Linked DNA regions of Homo sapiens: region 1 is linked to region 2. Evidence: chromatin loops called from intact Hi-C (ENCODE). Cell type or tissue: ovary. All regions are shown on one strand. Links, peaks and the distances in the headings refer to the core of each region. The heading gives the core; the rest is flanking DNA.

What was found. Hi-C counts contacts between places; a loop is a spot of excess contacts. Peaks named below come from ENCODE experiments on the same cell type or tissue, not always from the same donor. Only the 100,000 strongest peaks of a DNase experiment are listed, where the experiment ranks them.
Region 1: a loop joins it to region 2, with 5 times the contacts of the local background. A loop is called at or near these places in 1 of 110 quality-filtered maps.

The regions. Positions count from the first base shown.
Region 1 is chr6:107,687,620-107,695,045 of GRCh38, reverse strand. No RefSeq gene overlaps it. Among named protein-coding and RNA genes, the nearest start is that of SCML4, 130 kb to the left of the region's middle. In ovary, for the core only: no CTCF peak of the experiment used is centred there; a DNase peak (open chromatin) is centred at 3,862; H3K4me3 peaks cover 733 bases; H3K27ac peaks cover 365 bases.
Region 2 is chr6:108,320,672-108,328,097 of GRCh38, reverse strand. AFG1L (AFG1 like ATPase) reads right to left here. Exons shown (of 13, transcript NM_145315.5): 2 at 4,050-4,273. Among named protein-coding and RNA genes, the nearest start is that of AFG1L, 29 kb to the right of the region's middle. In ovary, for the core only: no CTCF peak of the experiment used is centred there; no DNase peak of the experiment used is centred there.

The sequences.
Region 1 (7,426 bases), core at 1,470-5,469, 630 kb after region 2:
CACCACGCCTGGCTAAGCTGTGTATTTTTTGTAGAGACAAGGTTTCGCCATGTTGCCCAAGCTGGTCTTGAACTCCTGGTTTCCAGCAATCTGCCCTCCTCAGCTTCCCAGAGTGCTGGGATTACAGGTGCGAGACACTGCACTCGGCCTGGAGAGACTTATTACAGGAGGCCAGGGTTCTCTAAGAAGCTTACTCTGTCCCCCTGACCTTCCTATGACCACAAAGGGGCGGTCTGGTGCAGGGAAGAAATGTGAGATTTGATCAGAGTCCCCAGAGGAGTGTCCACCCAGGGTCATCTTGGGCCAGTCTCTCCTCTAGGGTCTCTGATATGGTTTAGAACTGTGTCCCCACTAAATCTTATGTTGAAATGTAATCCCCAGTGTAGGAGGTAGGCTCTGGTGGGAAGTGTTTGGGTCATGGGGGTGGATCCTTCATGAATGGATTAGCACCATCCCCTTAGCTATGAGTGAGTTCACACAAGATCTGATTGCTTAAAAGTGTGTGGCACCTCCCACCCTCTCTTGCTCCTGCTCCTGCCGTGTGATGTGCAAGCTCCCTCTTTATCTTCTGCCAAGAGTAGAAGCTCCCTGAGGCCTCCCCAGAAGCTGAGCAGATGTCAGCGCCATGCTTCTTGTACAGCCTGCAGAACAGTGAGCAAATTAGACCTGTTTTCTTCATAAATGACCCAGTCTTGGGTATTTCTTTATACCAATGCAAGAATGGTTAACACAGTCTCCTTCTTGGTCAGTAATCAGAGACAAAAGGGCCTCCCTTCTCTGTTAGTGAGAGGATTAAAATAAATTACAGTGCTTGTCAAAGGCCCTCAGACAGTGTCTGCAGAATCTGGAGTCCTACTGCAGGGGAGTCTACTCCTGTCGGTTGGTTGTGGCTCTAGTTTGAGGATCATGATTCCTTCTGGATTTTGATCCAACCCCAACCCTGACCTGCCAATTTCCTACCCAGAGGCCTCTACCCTGTCCTAATGCTTAGCAATGATCATTGGCAAAGGCAACGTGGTTCTCAATGAAAGCAATTCAGGGGGTTAAAGGAGGTAATCCTCCCATATCAGTGTCCTCTATGGCTGGGTGAGGCCAGCAAGGAAGGCCAGACTTAGGGAGTGTTGGGGTGCAGGCCTCCAAAGCCTTCTCTCATCATCTGCCCTTGGTTTGCTTACAACTTAACAGACTAAAAATTTTAATCTTGCTACTTGCCCCGCCTTGAACAAAACGATTTCCAAGCTCATATCCATCCTCTCTCCCCCAGCACGGGTCCACACTGAATGACCTCTCTCATACATCCAAGAAGTCTAAGTCTCTGAGCCAACACAAGAAAATACACCTACAAGTGCCCTCTCTCACCCAGATTTAAGGGTGCCTTCTCTGAGACTGCTCTCCTCCAATATTTAGACACAAGCTCTCAAAACCCAGCTTCTTTTACTAGTTTTTTCTCATTATAGTTGTACAAACAATAGTATCCTACCTATAAATGATCCAGGCAAGGAAGAAATCCTGACATAAATGTTATTTTTTCTGTCAAATCTGAACACCGATTTGGCCACCTGAACACCTGAACACTTTCAGGCCTAGAAAAGAAGGAGAGAAGCGGCTGGGCACGGTGGTTCACGCCTGTGATCCCAGCACTTTGGGAGGCCAAGGCGGGTGGATCATGAGGTCAAGAGATCGAGACCATCCTGGCCAGCATGGTGAAACCCTGTCTTCTACTAAGGATACAAAAATTACCTGGGTGCGGTGGCAGACACCTGTAGTCCCAGCTACTCGGGAGGCTGAGGCAGGAGAATTGCTTGAACCCAGGAGGCATAGGTTGCAGTGAGCTGAGATCGTGCCACTGCACTCCAGCCTGTGGGACAGAGTAAGACTCCATCTCAAAAAAAAAAAAAAAAAGAAAAAAAGAAAAGAAGGAGGGAAGCATCTTGCCTTGGGAAAACAGTCGTGCCGTGTGGATGGTTAGACATCATGAAGAGACGGGATCAGCATGAGGCTCAAAGCTGATGTACAGGTGTGTGCACATGGGAATGTGCCTATGCACGCGCACTGCCCCCCTCACTCCCTGTTTCTCACAAGCCAGAAGACAGACTGGACCGGAAGCCACAAGCCCAGATTTAATCCTGGCTTTCCCACTGACAAGATGAGGGCTTTGGGCAAGTCAGTTCACCTTTCCAGACCCCAGGGAGTTGGACTAGACAAGGTCCATGTTCCGCAGCCCCACCCTGGCCTGCTCTGATAGCCCCTGGGTCTATGACTTAGCTGCAGAACAGGCCGTTTATGACTAGACTCATGACCTTGAGAGTCCTGAGCTGGTGGGACTCACTGGGGCTCTGTGGGGAAGAGAGGAATTACAGGAGATATATAGCTAAGACCAAGATGATCTACCTCAGGGGTCTCTCTCCTGATTATCTAAGTAGTAAAGTATTTCTTAAGACCGGAATGGAGTTGATTTTCTTAGGCAAGTTACGGGAAAAGAAAATTTCCCACATACTATGTGAATCACTGTGAAAGAGATATTGCTCCATTCTAGAAATTTAAAGTGCCATCACATATGTTGAGCATGGCCGGATCCTGCCTTCTGATCTCTGACTAAGAACTTCCATTCATTCTAGTGCTCAATGAACTCACACAGTTTCCCATTACCCCTTTCATTAAAAAATCATTTTTTAAGTAGAATTGCTTTTCTCCTTGAACTCTTCACCAAGGTTGATTCGACATCCATCTAGGAGTGGCTCCTAACTTATTGTTAGCCTATTAGTGGAAGCAATAAAAAATACTGAAAGGTGAAGGTTATTTAAATGAGAAATATCTCTGTAAAATCCCCACAGGGTTGGTGGGATGGAGAAGTGGTTCTGACAGTAGCTCTGTTGCCGGTTTCAGACTATCAGGTTTGGCAACAATGTTTTGTTAGCAGCAGTTAATCAGCGAATCCCGTTACTTAATAAGGTTATCACTCTGAGCAAAAGCTGCAAATTACACGTTCTTTCTCTCCAGGCTGAAGACAACATCCTTAACATTTTACATTTATAAGTAATATCTCGTTAGCAGAAACAGGGTAAACAGAAGCACATGGAATATGTCTTTTGTGTGTAATTCAGGATGATATTTTTATTCAGAAATTTCAAAGTCATGTAAACCTGCCCCCCTGCCAAACTCCTCCATTATTTGGTGCTGGTTTGGACTGTGTATCCTAAAGAGGTAGGAAAACACACCTTTTTTCATCATCAGCTGCAGAAGACACCCTGTCATGGCCACCAAGAGTAAATTCACAGGCTTGTAAAAGCCTAACTCAAGTACTGCCAACCGCAGGTGGCTCTGCTCATCAGCCTTGTCCAGTGATTTAGTGATGGGGGGAGGGCCCTTCTCTGTTAACAAAACCATCTCCATTAACCCCTGTGACTCTCACTTGCCACTTCAGCACGGAATAGTCTATGAATTCTGTCTCCCCACTCTCTCACCCCTCCCTTTTCCACCCCTTGACTCATGCTTGAGTTTGAATTCCATAGCATCAGTGGCCAAATTTCTTCTGTGTGAGTTTATGCATATCCACATATCCCTTTCCCCGTGGGGCCCAGGAACCTCCGAGAAGTCTCAGGTTGTGCTGAACTCATTGGCGTCAGCCTTGACCTCCCAACCAAGATGGCACCATTGTCCCATGTGGCATAATGGTGAGAGTGTCTTGCAGCTGACAGGAAGTGCTGTGGGAGCTCCTTGCTGTCGGTGGAGGCGGGGAGGGGGGAGGGGCAAGGGAAGCTGCTCCCTTGGTGAAAAATACAGGAGAGGAGGTTCTTGGACAAAGGCCTCTGGGAACCAGGAGGGTATGCAAGGGAGGCTTTCTAGACGGCATCACCTCCAGAGGGGCGGGGCTGTGTGTGAGCACATCCCCTGCACTCGCAGCTGCGTGACCCTGCAGACCTGCTCTTCCATCTCCATCGTCTCTCCAGTTCAGCAGTTGTTGCCTTTATTTTTTCTTTTTGGCTCAGAAAGCTGCAGAGGGGAGGAACTTGAGGGTTTTGTCTTTTTTTTTTTCTGGCATGTTTTCTGTGTGCATGTACTGTCTCTACCTCATTCCAGTTGTTGATGACATTTTCCTTCCCGCCCTTTCTCTCCCCTCACCCCACCCCTCCCATGCATTCTCCAGTCCGTAGCATTTTTTAGAGCTGCATATAATTTCCCCAGGGAGAGACTCTGTGTTTTCTGGCTGACTTATTCTTTATATATTCCCAGTCAAACACTTTTCCCCTTTCGGTTGCACCTCTGCATCCTTCCTCCACTTGGCTCTTGAAGCGTTTTTTTCTTGGTGTTTTATTTCCTCCTCTTGCCTCCTCCACTCCCGCCCCCAGTGAGAACATCTCTGTGCATGTCTTACAGCCTTACGTTTTCCACCAAAAAACACATTTCCAAGGGGCCTTAGTGACTTGTGAAAATTCCTTCCAAACCTGTCTCCTGGAAACAGGATGGCAGATGAAAGATTTCTTCATTAAAATTAGACACTTTAAAGAGGCATCCAGTAAAAGCTCTGAAAATCCCAAGTGGGCCTTTGTCTGCATCGTGCTGGTGTAGAAGCTAGCGGGGAGGCCAGGGCTTCGGGGAAGGGCCGGGACAAAGGGCTCCGGGGTTCCATTAACCCATTTGATGACAAAGAATCTCTCCCGCGGGTGGGGAGCTTTGAGCCCGATGGGTTGTGCACTGGCTTTCTACCCCGTAGCTCACACTACCATTGCTGTTTGCAACAGCTCATGTTGAGGTGCCTGGAGGTCCTCATGACCTGCCCTTTTTGGAGAAAGAATATGATTTACGACTTGAAAAGCTGGTCAAGGCTCTGGACCTCATTCCAAGCTGTGATTTCTCATTTGGGCTTCTAATGTTTGATTATGCAGCTGGGCGGTGTCCTCTCTAAAAAGCAGCTTTTGTGACATTAGCTAGCTCCCCGCTAGGGGTTTTAACTGGACCAGCAGAGTGCAATCAGAGCTTGCAGGAAAATCCTGGGCAGGGCCTTAGGAAACTCAGGGCCTGGGAAAGTGGTTTTCCAACTCTGGCTGAAAGTATGAGAGAAGGAAGACCAAGGCCGCATCCTCCTGGGAGCCAGGCCAGGCACTGGGTGCTTCAGGCACAACATCTGACTGATTTCTCGATTACCCTGCACTGTGGGCACCTGACGGGGAAGGTGAGTGCATGAGGATGGCTCAGACATCCCCGAGGGGCTGGCAGGAGCTCCTGTGTGGAGGCCTGGGTGCCTCCATGAGGACAGAGGCTGGGCGTTGAGAGGACCCGATTCTCCTTAGTGTGGTTGATGAGAATCGTGGGAAGACCAACCCCATTTCCACTGGGTTTGGGTCCTCAAAGAAGAGGCCACCATGGCCCCTCCAACCTCAGACTGAGCAATTCCAGGCTCTGCTCCTCCTGACTCGCAGGTGACAGTCCTACCAGACGCTCTCAGGTGTTTCTGCGCTGTCACAGCTGAGAGCCACTGAATGAGAAAGCACACCTGGCCCGATGGCCTTCAAGAATTGCACCCAACAGAGGGAAAGACTGTTCTGAAACCACGTGAGACCTCAGCCTCCCACCCTCACCCATTTTTGGAGGTTTCTGCTGAGTAACTTCACAAACTGGGCCTCTGTTTCCTCATCTGTAAAACAAAGGCATTGAATGAGGCCTGGCTTTTGAAACTGTGTTCTGAGGGGCCCTGAGGGTTGCGGGGACAGACCAGCCCTCAGCCTCCTGCTCCCTCTCATCTAGAACTGCTCCACTTTGATCTACTTCATATGTTGGAGTGTATGATTGTGTTTGAAGAAAGGAATCCACTGTTGTAAAAATTGTCTTGGAAGCCAGTGGTTTCTGGGGGCCCTTTCAGATCTGTTGTTCTGTCCTCCCAATAATCTCATATCACCTGCAGGTGATGAATCATTATCATCATGGTCATCGTCATCATGATCATCACCGGCTAAACTTGTTTTATTATCCAGAGAGTACAGGCAAGATGAGTGTAGAATTACCTAGACACAGCCAGGTGCAGTGGCTCACTCCTGTAATCCCAGCACTTTGGGAGGCTGAGGTGGGCGGATCATGAGGTCAAGAGTTCGAGACCAGCCTGGCCAACATAGTGAAACCCCATCTCTACTAAAAATTAAAAAATTAGCTGGGCGTGATGGCAGGTGCCTGTAGTCCCAGCTACTTGGGAGGCTGTGGCAGGAGAATCGCTTGAATCCGTGAGGTGGAGGTTGCAGTGAGCCGAGACCGCACCACTGCACTCCAGCCTGGGTGACAAAGTGAGACTCCATCTCAAAAAAAAAAACAAAAAAAGAATTATCTGGACACTCCTGCCCTTGTTTCAAACTGGCAGGGCACAGAATAAATATATTATCATTTCCTCTTATTCCCCAGCAAGAGGAAGAACTTTCAAGCTCTGTGCAAAACCCCAAAAAATCTGTTTCTTATTGATCACCTCCACAAAAGGTCTTAAGACTCCCTGAGATGGGTGGGCTATTAGTAGCCCAGACTTGGCCAATTTTACCTTTCACTTTCACTGTTATCCATAGAAAGTAAATTGATTTTACAGGGCAGCCCTCAGAGCCCACAAAGAACTGACTTGTCCCTGAACAATTAAAAAGTATGGGCAGGGCTCAGTGGCTCACGGCTGTAATCCCAGCACTTTGGGAGGCCAAGGCGGGCGGATCACGAGGTCAGGAGATCGAGACCATCCTGGCTAACACGGTGAAACCCTGTCTCTACTAAAAATACAAAAAATTAGCCAGGCGTGGTGGCAGGCACCTGTAGTCCCAGCTACTAGGGAGGCTGAGGCAGGAGAATGGCGTGAACCCAGGAGGCGGAGCTTGCAGTGAGCTGAGATTGCGCCACTGCACTCCAGCCTGGGTGATAGAGCGAGCCTCCGTCTCAAAAAAAAAGTATGGAGGGCAGCCAAAGTAGAAGGAAAATAATGGTGAATGATGGCATTCGTATTCCAGAAAATTGAATATATTTATAAGAGTGAGGAGGTTCCAAATGGTCACTAAAAAGCTGATCACTTTCATTAAGAAACAAGCCCTACCAAGAGAATCCTGAGAGAAGGAACTTTGTAGCCAGGGAGACCAGTGTTCAGACTCTATTTTCTCTTCCAAGCCCCATGACTTTGGGCAAGCGACATCCTCTCTAAGCCTTAGCTTGTTCATCTGAAACATGAACATAATAATCAGTAGTAGCTTTTATAAGTGAGAATGGAAGAAGATAATAGACATAAGCCCCCAACCGTTTCTTCCTTTCTCCAACTCCCAGTGTCACAGAGGACTCACCAGTTCCAGGAGTCTGGGCCAGTGAGACAAACAGAATGCTCTCTATCCTGTGATTAGAGACTAGATAAGTTCCCAGGAAAGGTGAAAGAAGTCACCAGGAAAGGGCTAGGCAGGGTGATATGGTTTGGCTG
Region 2 (7,426 bases), core at 1,354-5,353:
CTTTACTCAACTATAAACTGAGAAATATGGGGAAAAGAGGTTGGTCATCAAAAGAAATAATTCATCATTACCTATAACCATTGTGCTGGACTGGTCACTCATGGTGCCCACCACACTCACAGTCCACTTCTGAGAGCAACTGCCATGCTCACAGGAGCAGCCCTGCATGGGACCATAGGTAAGCCAATCTTTACGCTGGTTAACGGCCTCTAAGAAACCCAATGTGAAAGCTCTGCCCAAACAGGGATGAAGTCATTGGTTGGCCTATGAGATCCTTACTCAGGAATTTAAACTACAGACACACAGAGAGAATTAAGAAGTTGGTAGAGTGAACAGAAGTGGAAGCAGACATGAGAGAAAAGGAACAACAAAATAAGTGGGTGCTATGGTCTCAATGCTTGCATCACCCCAAAATTCATATGTTGAAGTTCTAACCCCCAAAGTGAGGCTCTTAGGAGGTAGGACCTTTGGAAGGTGATGAGGTCATGAGAGTGGGGCCCTCCTCAGTTGGATTAGTGCCCTTACAAAAGAGGCCTGAGGGAGCTCATTTGTCCCTTCAGCCATGTGAGGACACAGTGAAAAGACAGCTGTCCAAGAATAGTTAAGCAGGCCCTCATCAGACACTGAATTTGCCAGCACTTTGATCTTGGCCTTCCCAGCACCCAGAACTACAAGAAATCTTTTTCTGTTGTTTATAAGCTACCCAGTTTATGGTATTTTGTTATAGAAGCCCAAGTGGACGAAGACAATGAATGACATGAATGGCAGAGCACTGTAAGGCCTAGCTGTGTCATGGAGATGCCTTTCATTGCTATGTTCTTATATAATCTTATTCTAAATCTCCATTTCTTTCTGCAATCTAAATGAATCTCTATTTCTTTCAACTAATAGTGTTAACACAATGGGAAGACATTTTCTTTACATAAAAATAAAATTAATTATACTCTCAGGAGCTTTATTAAAAAGTAAAATTACTTTCATTCATTTTTTGTTTGTTTGTTTTTTATTTGTATTGTAGAGACAGGGTCTCCCTATATCGTCCAGGCTGATCTCAAACTTCTGGCTTCAAGCTATCCTTCCACCCTGGCCTCCCAAAGTGCTAGGATTATAGGTTCAGCCACCACACCTGGCCCTTATTCTTTTTTTTTTTGAGACGGAGTCTCACTGTCACCCAGGCTGGAGTGATCTTGGCTCACTGCAACCTCCGCCTCCTGGATTCAAGCGATTCTCCTGCCTCAGCCTCCTGAGCAGCTGAGATTACAGGCACCTGCCACCACGCCTGGCTAATTTTTGTATTTTTAGTAGAGACAGGGTTTCATCATGTTGGCCAGGCTGGTCTCAAACTCCTGACCTCAGGTGATCTGCCCACCTCGGCTTCCCAAAGTGCTGGGATTACAGGCGTGAGCCACTGCGTCTGGCCCCTCATTCATTTTTAAATAAAGTACTACTAATGGTTGTTCTATGGTGCCTTTCTTCTAAAGACGTTACAGTAAAAGCGTATTTGGCAGGGGGTGGGGAAAGTCAATTAAAGGAAAACTAGTTTCTTAGGTTGGACCATATTTTAACTCTTACTACTATTAATGTTTTCTCCAGAACTTAAAGATGAGACTATTGGCTTCTATATTAGATAAGGAACAGGAGTTTTCCTGTTGTCATAGAATTTCAACAAAAGCTCAAAGCTGATGACCAGGGAAAATAAGCTCCCACTCACGCTAAAGAAAGACATAGGCTGAGTGTGGTGACTCACACCAATTATCCCAGTGCTTTAGAGGCTGAGGCAGGAGGATTGCTTAAGACCAGAAGTTCAAGACCAGCCTGGCAACAGAGTAAGGTCCTGTCTCTACAAAAAAATTAAAAAATTAGTGGAGCATGGTGATGCATGCCTGTAGCCCTAGCCTACTCAGGGGGCTGCGGGAGGAGAATCACTTGGGCCCAGGACTTCAAGGCTACTAGTGAGCTATGATTGTGCTACTGCACCCCACCTGGGTGACAGAATGAGACAGTATCTCCAAAAAAAAATAGGCCAGGCACAGTGGCTCATGTCTGTAATCCCAGCACTTTGGGAGGCCGAAGCAGGGGGATCATTTGAGATCAGGAGTTCAAGACAAGCCCGGCCAGTATGGCAAAACCCCATCTCTACTAAAAATACAAAAATTAGCCAGGCATGGTGGCAGGTGCCTGTAATCCCAGCTATTTGGGAGGCAGGAGAATCGTTTGAACCTGGGAGGCGGAGGCTACAGTGAGCCAAGATATCACACTACTGCACTTCAGCCCGGGAGACAGAGTAACACTCTGTCTCAAATAAATAAATAGGTCAGGTGCAGTGGCTTATGCCTGTAATCCCAGCACTTTGGGAGGCCGAGGTGGGCGGATCACCTGAGGTCAGGAGTTCGAGACCAGCCTGACAAACATGGTGAAACCCCATCTCTACTAAAAGCACAAAAATTAGCTAGGTGTGGTGGTGTGTGCCTGTAATCCCAGCTACTCAGGAGGCTGAAGCAGGAGGACTGCTTGAACCTGGGAGGTGGAGGTTGCAGTGAGCCAAGATCACACCACTGCCCTCTAGCCTGGGCAATAGAGCAAAAATCCATCTATAAATAAATAAATAAATACACACTAGTCACATCCATGCAGGAATTAGGTTTAAAAAAAAAAAAAAGGCAAAACAGCCCTAAAACCAAAGTGAAACTGAAGAAAGTGATCAAGGTAGAAAGTTAGCTGGGTAGAGTGCCATGGTGTGCCCTTCAGATATCTCGTAACAAATACGAGGGGTTCCCAAGAGAAGCATCCAAAGAGATGAGGATTGAATATAAATTGAGATGGACATCGCTCTCCCCAGCTGGATGCTTGCCTAGGTAAGGAAATGCACAAGCAGCTGCCAGAGCAGAGTGTGGAAGAGTTCATGGGAGAACTTGATATAAGTCCCCAGGAGAAAGGGGTATGCATGACAAAGACAGAAACCAGTGCCTGCTTCTTGCTTGCAGAAGTCTGAGGACAGGAGGCTGACTGAGGCTGCCCATGCAGCAAGGGGTGGCGAAAGGAGATGTTATGTTTCCTGTGGCCTGCACGGACACCATAAAAGATGACCCAATAAGAAATGTCCCAGGCCAGGCACAGTGGCTCACACCTGTAATCCCAGCACTTTGGGTGGCCGAGACAGGTGGATCACTTGAGGTCAGGAGTTCAAGACCAGCCTGGCCAACATGGTGAAACCCCGTCTCTACTAAAAATACAAAAATTAGCTGAGTGTGGTGGTCCACGCTTGTTACCCAGTTACTTGGGAGGCTGAGGCAGGACGATCGCTTGAATCCAGGAGGCAAAGGTTGCCAGGAGCCAAGATATCGTGCCACTGCACTCCAGCCCAAGTGACAGAGCGAGACTCTGTCTCAAAAAAAAAAAAAAAAAGTCCTGAAAGGACCCCACCCAAGAAGGCTAAGGGCAAGAGCAAGGCGGTGTCGGCAGAATGCAGGGTTGTGAGTTGCTTCCCCAGAGTCATAAGAGGTTAGTCAAAGACTGGAGAAGTGTGGAGGTCCCCATGGGAGTCTTGAAGAACCCACCAATAAGACCCTCAACAAAGAGCTAGCACGTCAGCATCTACCATACAAAGGCCCCAGTAACTAACTGGTCACTTAAGGCTGCTGTTTCACTCTAATCTTTCATTCTTCTCATTCTGACCCTAGAGATGTCAGGCAAACAGAGAAAGAAGGAGGAAGAAAAGGGAAAGAACACATCACTCCTCCTTTTCCACTGCTGATCCCTGGATGAGGCCTGAGCTAGAGGAAAGGGAAAGCTTTAATTTCCATAGAAGTTTTTATTTAGACTGGACTGCATTTTTTAAATACCTAAATATGAAGCTATTCAAACCCCTGAAGGCAAAAGAAAGCTATGGAACATCAAAAGGCCAGGAATGGGGATCCAACAGAATTTGTGTAAAGGAACTGGTGAAAATTTTTCAAGATGTTTCATGATTGTGTCCTACTGCATTGCATCCATTTTAGAAAATGCTTACACTTTTAACTGTTTAATCTTTCATATCACACAAGCCTCACCTTTGAAAAAAGGCCTTCTGCCTCTATATTGTATCCTTTAAGGTCCTCGTGTAATTTCTGCAAACACTGTATGACTCTTCTTTGATGTTCATCATCCTTTAGCTCATGAGCTTTGATCAGAAAATCATAGTGGTCCAGAGGTCCATGGCAAACGGCCAAAGCTTTCAAATAAGTCTCTGAAGTGGCAGTTGGGGTCATGCTCTCGGATGTCTGAACCGTATAGGCTATAAACAAAAACATAAAATTTTAGACTTTCTTAAATACATTTTCACAGTGCTCTACACATTTCTTAAGGGTCAAATTCAAACTTTTAACTAGTTACAAGTATATCTATTGGAGCAGTTTTTGTAAATGTCATTTTGATAAAAATAATATAAAATACATTTTCAGCCAGGCATGGTGGCTCACGCCTGTAATTCCAGCACTTTGGGAGACCAAGGCAGGCAGATCACTTGAGGTCAGGAGTTCAAGATCATCCTGGCCAAATGGTGAAACCACATCTCTACTAAAAACACAAAAATTAGCTGGGCATGGTGGTGCATGCTTGTAATCCCAGCTACCTGGGGGGCTGAGGCACGAATTGCTTGAACCTGGGAGGCAGGGGATGAAGTGAGCAGAGATTGTGCCACTGTACTCCAGCCTGGGTGACAGAGTGACACTCGGTCTCAAAAAAAAAATAATTAAACAATGAATATATTTCTAATTGTTTTATTTTAACAAAAGGAAACAAACCCCAAACCCATAAACTATAATTGTAACCTCTCTTCCAGAAGGCCTATTCCTACTACAGCTTCTGCTTTGCTTCCAGTCCACTGAAGGAGACACTGGGGTTCCTCATCTCCTTCCCAAAGCAAGAGAGTTGCCTTTCTTTGAGTAAACCCTAATTCTGGTTCTTAAGCACCAAGACAAAGACGTGAAGACTAGTCCCAAGGGTTTTCCACTGTTCCTTAATTCTCTACTCAAAGACAACATAACATTCAGATATTACCACATCGATTTCAGCCCTCTGCTTCTGAGATCTTTTTCTGTTTTCCATAACCTTTACGGAGTTGGACATGGAATTGAGACACAGCAAGAGTGTCTGCTTCAAAGCAGGGTGGTGTTCTGATCCTATTTTTGGCCTCTCCTGGGAGAGAAATGATTGTGGCGAGGTCCAACCATAATTCCATTCCTTATGTGGGGCAGGTTTAATAAGCAGCTAACTCCTTCTCTACTGTTTAGAAGCAACAATAAACAGCAGCAACCTGGCACATTTTTCAGAACAAGATTTCCCAAAGGTACTCTGCCAGCATTTTATTCATTTCATTGAACATCATGTTTCCTTTGTCACAATAACATAAAAATTACTTTAGCAAAAAGAATTAACAATCACAATGTTAGGTCCATGTTTTCCCCAAAAGAGGGGGAAAAGTCCTTAAATATATCATGAATGTTGGAGATAGGGACGGCTGTCTTCCATTATTTGTTCCACCTTTCTAAATAGAAGTTTTAGCTGGATGCATGGCTGCCCAGACACATATTACATCTCCTGGCCTCTCTTGCAGTCAGGTATGGCCATGTGAGCAGGTTCTAACAATGGGATATGAGCAGAAACGTGTGTAGTTCTGACATACCCCATTAAAGGAAAAGGGCATATCCTCCTGGCTCCCTTTTCCTCCCTTCTCTCTAACTGGAGTGAAAGTGTAATGACTGCAGCTGGAAGAGGCAATGAGATGCACACAGAATGTTGAATGAAGCAGAGCAACAAGATACACAAAGCCTGGTTCTCCAACAATGCTGAGCTGCCAAACCAGCTTTGGATTGCCTACCTGGATTTTTATGTAAAAGAATAATAAACTTCCGGCCAGGCACAGTGGCTCACACCTGTAATCCTAGCACTTTGGGAGGCTGAGACAGGCAGATCACTTGAGCTCAGGAGTTCGAGACCAGCCTGGGCAACATAGTAGGACCTCATCTCTACTAAAAATAACAAATTTAAAAAAAATTTGTTTTTAATTAGCCAGGCTTAAAATTAGCATGTGCCTGTAGTCCCAGCTACTTGGGGAGGCTGAGGTAGGAGGACGGCTTAAGCCCAGGAGTTTGAGGCTGCAGTGAGCTATGACCTACACCACTGCACTCCAGCCCGGGCAACAGAGTGAGACTCTCTCTCCAAAAGAAATTAAAAGGGAGTAATAAACTTCTATCTTGCTTTTAAAGTAGTGTATAATTGGGGTCTCTGTTACAGAAGCCTAAGTTGTACCCTAACTGATATAGTTGCTTAAGGCCTGTAAAACAGAATCTAAGGGTATCCTGGAACACTAGGCCTCACAGTACCAGGATAAGGTTTGGGTTCAATGTTGAAGCTGGAGATGCAGGTTGAGAGTTCCTAAATGTTCCCGGCAATTTGAGATATTTGCCAGTGTGGCATAATAAGAAATATATTTGATCTTTGTCCCTGGTTCTTGGCACAGAGTTCCTAAAACCCTTGGAATTTCCTGAGTAATAGGAGTGTTTTCTGTTATTCATTGCATCACACCTGAGTTTATGTTAAGGAGGTGACTCTAGGGTGAGGCTGGTAGCCAGAAGGACCAAGTGGGTAGAAGGTTGGAACTTTCAGCCCCACGCACTGACCCCAGGAAGGTGGGGTTAGAGATTGAGCTCTGTAAACACTCAAGGAGACTTGGAGAACTTCTGGGTTGGTGAACACATCTAGGTGCGTTCAACCTCTAGGTATCCCCCTAGGCCATCTCTTCTACTGGGCTCCCTGAATTGTATGCTTTATCATAAATCAGTAAACATAAGCAAAATTTTCCCCTGAGTTCTGTGAGCTATTCTAGCAAATTATCAAATCTAAAGGGGAGGAAGGCTATGGGAATTCCCAAATTTGTAGTTGCCAGGTAGATATGTGGGTAGCCTGTATACCCCATTTGCAGCTGGCATGTGAAGTGGGGACATTCTATGGGACTGAGCCCTTTTACTTGTGGGATCTGATGCTCACTTCAAATAAAGAGTGCCAGAATCAAATTGAACTGTTGAATACCCAGTTAGTGTTACAGGATTTGAGAATCTCACAAGAGAAAAACGCTCTTCTCCACCCCCTCTTTTAGACTTCTGGAGTCAACCAAGTGAGAAACTTCAGGGTGATTACTGATATATTCCTCTTCCTCCCACAATCCTGTTCTCCTCAACCAGGTTCTCAGCCAATCAATCATCGATGCTACTCAATTTTGTATGCGAAATACTCTCTAATTCATTCCCTCCTCTCCTTCCTCATCCTACCACCCCAGCTTGAGCCCTTTAAAGGAAGCAGGGGTCTCTCTTAGGGCCTGCCATGCCCCCTGCAACGTGGAAATAAAGAAAAACCTGGAATTTCTTCAAGGGAAATTCCAGACACCTAG